Regions from separate parts of the Homo sapiens genome. Here region 1 is linked to region 2. A link is a contact called in ENCODE Hi-C or POLR2A ChIA-PET data. All regions are on one chromosome and are shown on one strand. Each heading gives the region's core, a stretch centred on a gene start or an enhancer-like site at or near the end of the contact. The rest is flanking DNA. Distances are from core to core; before and after follow the strand shown.

What was found. A loop is a pair of places that touch in the nucleus more often than their neighbours do. ChIA-PET counts read pairs that join two places held with the same protein, here RNA polymerase II (POLR2A). Pooled maps may share reads with other maps.
Region 1: a map of naive thymus-derived CD4-positive, alpha-beta T cell shows a loop between it and region 2 (3-fold over the local background). The contact joins the promoter of GTF2B here to the promoter of GBP5 in region 2. A Hi-C loop is called at or near these places in 1 of 168 maps with a recorded cell type or tissue (naive thymus-derived CD4-positive, alpha-beta T cell) and 9 of 50 pooled maps. POLR2A ChIA-PET finds 5 or more read pairs at or near these places in 2 of 52 experiments (HCT116 and activated naive CD4-positive, alpha-beta T cell).

Annotation. Positions count from the first base shown.
Region 1 is chr1:88,890,166-88,893,146 of GRCh38, reverse strand. GTF2B (general transcription factor IIB) reads left to right here and starts at 1,580. Exons shown (of 7, transcript NM_001514.6): 1 at 1,580-1,664. The coding sequence starts at 1,648. RefSeq lists an enhancer at 1,295-1,404.
Region 2 is chr1:89,271,344-89,274,378 of GRCh38, reverse strand. GBP5 (guanylate binding protein 5) reads left to right here and starts at 1,519. Exons shown (of 12, transcript NM_052942.5): 1 at 1,519-1,927. It also overlaps the pseudogene LOC100421401.

The DNA of each region.
Region 1 (2,981 bases), core at 331-2,830, 380 kb after region 2:
TGGGAGGCCAAGGCGGGCGGATGACGAGGTCAGGAGATCAAGACCATCCTGGCTAACAGGGTGAAACCCCGTCTCTACTAAAAATACAAAAACAAAATTAGCCGGGCGTGGTGGCAGGCTCCTGTAGTCCCAGCTACTCGGGAGGCTGAGGCAGGAGAATGGCGTGAACCTGGCAGGCGGAGCTTGCAGTGAGCCCAGATCGCGCCACTGCACTCCAGCCTGGGCGACAGAGCAAGACTCCGTCTCAAAAAAAAAAAAAAAAAAGGAAAACCCCAACTTTCCACACCTAAGTAACAAAAGAACCAGACGTTACTCCCTTTGCAACCCCCTCCCCACTACACAACCACACACACACACACACACACACACACACACACTTTAGCCGTGTGGCAGATGTGAAATTGAAAGTATCTCTGATTCGTTGCTTTCTGCAACCAATCAGACGCTTGCATAGGAGTGTAACTTTGTAACTTCACTTTAGCCTCTGATTGGTTGCTTTCCACAACCAATCAGACTGATTGTGGAGCCACTACTTCATTTACATAGGGTGTACACCATGTAACCAATGGGAAACCTCTAGAGGGTATTTAAACCCCCGAAAATTCTGCAAAAGGAGTCTTGAGCTGGTATTACCTTTTCGTTTTCAATAAATCTCTGCCTTTATTCCTTCATTCTTTCCTTAGTTTGTGCGTTGTGTCCAGTTCTTTGTTCAAAACGCCAAGAACGTGAATACTCTCCACCGGTAACTGTTATTGTTGTTAGTAATAGTGGTATTACAATTTTGACGTTAGTTTGGCTAATTAATAAATCTAGGGATATTTTGCAATATCTAGATGTTCTCGCAAGTTTTCTATATGTAGCTATCAGCCAACGTTACAAAGGCCGTGAAAAAAAAATGATCAGAGCATGGCCCATATCGTCGTGCCTCTTGTGTACACATTGGTTTCACGTAGTTTTGTTTCATCTTCTGCCAATTCTAAAAGGGTATGCAAGGCAAGATACCATAACCTATATAAACTTACATGACCTGTATAAAGGACGTGCCTAAGAAGACAACATGCTAGCTGATGACAGATCCTGAACAGACACCTGTTCTGGATGACCTAAGTGAGTTTCTCCTTTTATTTCAAATTTCTTAGAAAGAATCACCCTTGGGGCACGTAAGAACTGGCTCAAATGGGAGTGCCTGACGCGGGGTGGGGGGCTGGGGGCGGGGTAGGTGGTGGCCGTGAGAAGGTAGCCGTGAGAAGGTGGGAGAGGAAGGGGTGGTTAAACTATTAGGGATGCAGGCTTTGGCACCACTACGAAGCCAGGGTTTTCTTTGTGTTTTAACTGTCAGATTGAGAGTAGCTCTGTTGTAGCCCCTTTGCAGGGTTCCCATGAGACTTTTCCTAGGTAGTTACGTTGACTCGCTTAGCAACATAGCAAATTACAGAAACGGAGTAAGAACGTAAGAAATCGCAAAGCACGTGACGTATGGGATCTCACTGTTCTTGGCCCTTCTCCCGACCCGTAGCCCTGCTCTGCTACGACTGCGTGGGTGAGTCGTCTATAAAAACTCATCTCTGCGCGTCTCTTCGCCACATTCGCTTCCTGCTTTCGGTGTGTCTGTTGTGTCTTGTTGCGGGCACCGCAGTCGCCGTGAAGATGGCGTCTACCAGCCGGTTAGTATGTCCCGCCGAGCCCGGCGAGCTGAGGGGCGGGCGCGAGCGCCGCCGGCTTTTAGGCGGCCTCCGGGCAGCCTCGTAGGGCTGAGCGCCTAGGGGTATGGGAGAGAAGCGGCGGGACTGGCCGACGGGCCGGGACAAAGGCACTTCCAGACGGCAGGACTGTCAGGGTGTCGCAGGGGTTACCGAGCTGTTGACGTTATTGCCCTGGAGTCTTATGTAGATATCACCCTATGTGGGTCCTGGTGGGCTACTGTGTCCCCAGTCCTTGCCCTCGTATCTTTTCCCAATATTTCAATCTCCCTTTATTTTCTCTTCTTCCCACCCTCCCTCCTCTCCTCCCCCGCGCCCCCCCCCCCGCTTGTTTTTTTCATCTACGGCCCAAACAACCCGAGGGTCCGTAATTTCTCCTTTTCAAAGGAACGGGAAACAGTTAGTTTCAGGTTCCTATCGATCTGACAGCTAGGAAGTTGGGAACGTCAGCATTGGTAAGCCAGATGGAACCTGGTTGGTTACCATCACAGCGGGCCTCGGAAGTGGAAGCTAGAGCCATCGGAAGAGTTGATTAGTTCCCTGCTAAAGGATTTGTTTACAAATATCGTTGCCTGTGTACTTCTGAAGAAAATCTTGCCAAAGAAAATTAGTTATATGTGCTGGGAGGTCGCTTTTTAGTATATATTTAAGAATGCAGTGTACTCATATCTACAGGAAATGCATGCAGTACCCTCAGAAACAGCCTTTAATCTTGTGACCTGAAAAATGCTTGCAGACCCTAATTATGTCTCTCATTACCACTGTGAGGTAGATATTAGTATTTTTGCATAAGTGTAAACTGAGTCATGCCAATGTTGACTTTTCCAAGAGTCGTGTTAGAGTGTAGAGTCTAAGACAACCTGTTTCCTGTTATCCACACCTGGCCTTTGGTTAACTAATCCTGTGTTGAAAGTATCAAATTAATTCTACAGCTTCTGGAACTCTGGCACTATTTTTCTGACCCTGCTATCATCTGTGGAATTGGTTAATTTCACAGTGAAAGCCATTTTTACAAAATAGCCTTTTCTGGTAACTGCCAAGACTTACATTTTATGATTAGAAAAGGAATTTGGGGTGGGAGGCAGCTTTAGCTAATATACTGTTTGAACAGAACTCATAAAGCCAGTGACACTCTTGTTTACTGATTCTGATTCTTGGATTGGATGCTCAGTCATTCTATCTGGGTGTTGTTCTGTCGGGTAAGGCCTCCTTGTAGGTAAATGGAAAACTTGGGCTCCCCAGATCACTCAAATACGACTTAAAATTCTACCATGGCTTTTT
Region 2 (3,035 bases), core at 270-2,769:
GAACAAAAACCCCAGGACTGAGTGAAGAAAATAAATGAGAAATCACCACAGTGAAAGTAAAAGACGAGAGTTCGAACTCAGCAAGTTCTCATCGAAGCAGCTTTCTTTTTTCTTTTCTTTTCTTTTTTTTTTTTTTTTTGAGACAGAGTCTCGCTCTGTCACCCAGGCTGAAGTGCAGTGGTGCAGTCTCGGCTCACTGCAAGCTCCGCCTCCCAGGTTCAAGCCATTCTCCTGCCTCAGCCTCCCGAGTAGCTGGGACCACAGGCGCCCGCCACCATGCCCAGGTAATTTTTTGTATATTTTTAGTAGAGACGGGGTTTCATCGTGTTAGCCAGGATGGTCTAGATCTCCTGACCTCGTCATCCACCCGCCTCGGCCACCCAACATGCTGGGATTACAGGCGTGAGCCACCGTGCCCAGTCCCTCATGGAAGCAGTTTTCTTACTAGCTCTAAAATACCTCTTCTCCCGATTTTATAATCAAGGTAATGAGAGGTGACGGCGTGCTGGCAGCCCTTGCAGCCCTCCCTCGCTCTCGGTGCCTCCTCTGCCTGGGCACCCACTCTGGCGGCACTTGAGGAGCCCTTCAGCCCTCCGCTGCACTGTGGGAGCCCCTTCCTGGGCTGGCCGAGGCCGGAGCTGGCTCCCTCAGCTTGCTGGGAGGTGTGGAGGGAGAGGCAGGGGTGGGAACTGGGGCTGCGCCCGGTGCTTGAGGGCCAGCGCGAGTTCTGGGTGGGCTTGGGCTCTGAGGGACCTGCACTCGGAGCGGCCCCAGGCAGTGAGGGGCTTAGCACCTGGGCCAGCAGCTGCTGTGCTCCACTTCTTGCAGGGCCTTAGCTGCCTCCCGGTGGGGCAGGGCTGGGGACCTGCAGCCTGCCATGCCTGAGCCTCCTCCCCTCTCCCGCTCCCCACCTCACCCCGCCATGGGTTCCTGTGCTGCCTGAGCCTCCCCAACCTGTGCTGACCCCTGCTCCACAGCACCCTGTCCCATCCATGGCCCAAGGACCGAGGAGTGCCAGTGCATGGAGCAGGACTGGCAGGCAGCTCCACCTGCCGCCCGGTGCAAGATCCACTGGGTGAAGCCAGCTGGGCTCTTGAGTCTAGTGGGAACTTGGAGAATCTTTATGTCTAGCTAAGGGATTGTAAATACACCAATCAGCACTCTGTATCTATTTAATCTGGTGGGGACTTGGAGAATCTTTATGTCTAGCTAAGGGATTGTAAATGCACCAATCAGCACTCTGTATCTACCTCAAGGTTTGTAAATGCACCAATCAGCACTCTGTATCTAGCTCAAGGTTTGTAAATAGGCCAATCCACACTCTGTATCTAGCTAATCTAGTGGGGACATGAAGAACTTTTGTGTCCAGCTCAGGGATTGTAAACACACCAATCAGCACCCTGTCAAAACAGACCAATCAGCTCTCTGTAAAATGGACCAATCGGCTCTCTGTAAAATGGACCCATCAGCAGGATGTGGGTGGGGCCAGATAAGAGAAGTAGCCAGCAGTGGCAACCCACTGAGGTCACCCTCCAGGCTGTGGAACCTTTGTTCTTTCACTCTTTGCAATAAATCTTGCTGCTGCTCACTCTTTGGGTCCACACTGCCTTTATGAGCTGTAACACTCACTGGGAATGTCTGCAGCTTCACTCCTGAAGCCAGCGAGACCACGAACCCACCAGGAGGAACAAACAACTCCAGACGCGCAGCCTTAAGAGCTGTAACACTCACCGCGAAGGTCTGCAGCTTCACTCCTGAGCCAGCCAGACCACGAACCCACCAGAAGGAAGAAACTCCAAACACATCCGAACATCAGAAGGAGCAAACTCCTGACACGCCACCTTTAAGAACCGTGACACTCAACGCTAGGGTCCGCGGCTTCATTCTTGAAGTCAGTGAGACCAAGAACCCACCAATTCCGGACACGGTAAGACTGGGGCAAGAGGTGGAAGAGATTTGCAAGATTCATTTGGTTTTAGAAACATTCTACAAAGGATAGGATGCAGCTTATCCTGATGTGGTATATCAGACCTCAGTAAAGAATAAATTGTATTCTTATCAGACAGGCAGCAGAATTCATCAAGTACCAGCTGTGTCTGCCTCTTGCTGAATTAGACATCAATGTGTGTGGTGACTAAACTAAGAGTTTGAAATGCCTTCAAATTATTTTTCTTCCTTTGCAATTTTATGACTTATTCAGGATCATAATTTCCACTTAAGTTACCTTCGTCCTTCATAAAATCTGATTAAACTGACTCGAACTTCAGCATGAAAGTTTCAAAAACTATGATAGCTATTATTTTCATGAGAAAGAACAATGAATATGATGCAATGTAAGTAGCTTGCAAACATTAAGGACAAGAAAAAAATGTTGCCCAGAGAGAAGTTTCATGAAAACAGTGATGTATTTTTAGTCATAGTCTTGTACTTTGTTTGAAAGTAGATTTCTTCCTTTAGCAATAGCCCTGACTTAATTCATGTTGGTTTCTTGGCATCTACTCACTTAACTAACCCCTTTTGTGTTGGGTTCTGCTTCTACTACTCTATTGCCTTTACTATTATGAATCACCTAATTTAACAGTTGCCCAACTGGATCCCTCAATACTGTCTGGCAACTGTTCACTCGTTGAAATTCTCTCCTTTGAATTTCTTACCATGACACATACTTCAAGCATTTTGTACTAGTTTGATTTCCATTTATATCCTTAATAAGAGCCTTTTCCTTTTCCTTGAAATTCAAACCAGAAACTATGCAAAATAAGCAAAAGCAAGCAATAACAACTACATATACAAATGCAGGCGCAAAACCCAAACTAGAATCATATGGCTGAAAACAGATGTTTTCTTTCAGAAATCCTTCCACTACCACTTCTGAGCATTTTCTCTTAGTATTTTTTTTTGGGCATTTTCCTTCTTTGCACTTTTTAAAATCTCCTGCAGCTCGCTCACTCTCTTTCATAAGCCAGCAGTTATACTGATGTTAATAAATAGTTGTTTATTTACTTTTGCTTTTTTAGAAAACAAGCTGAAAGAAT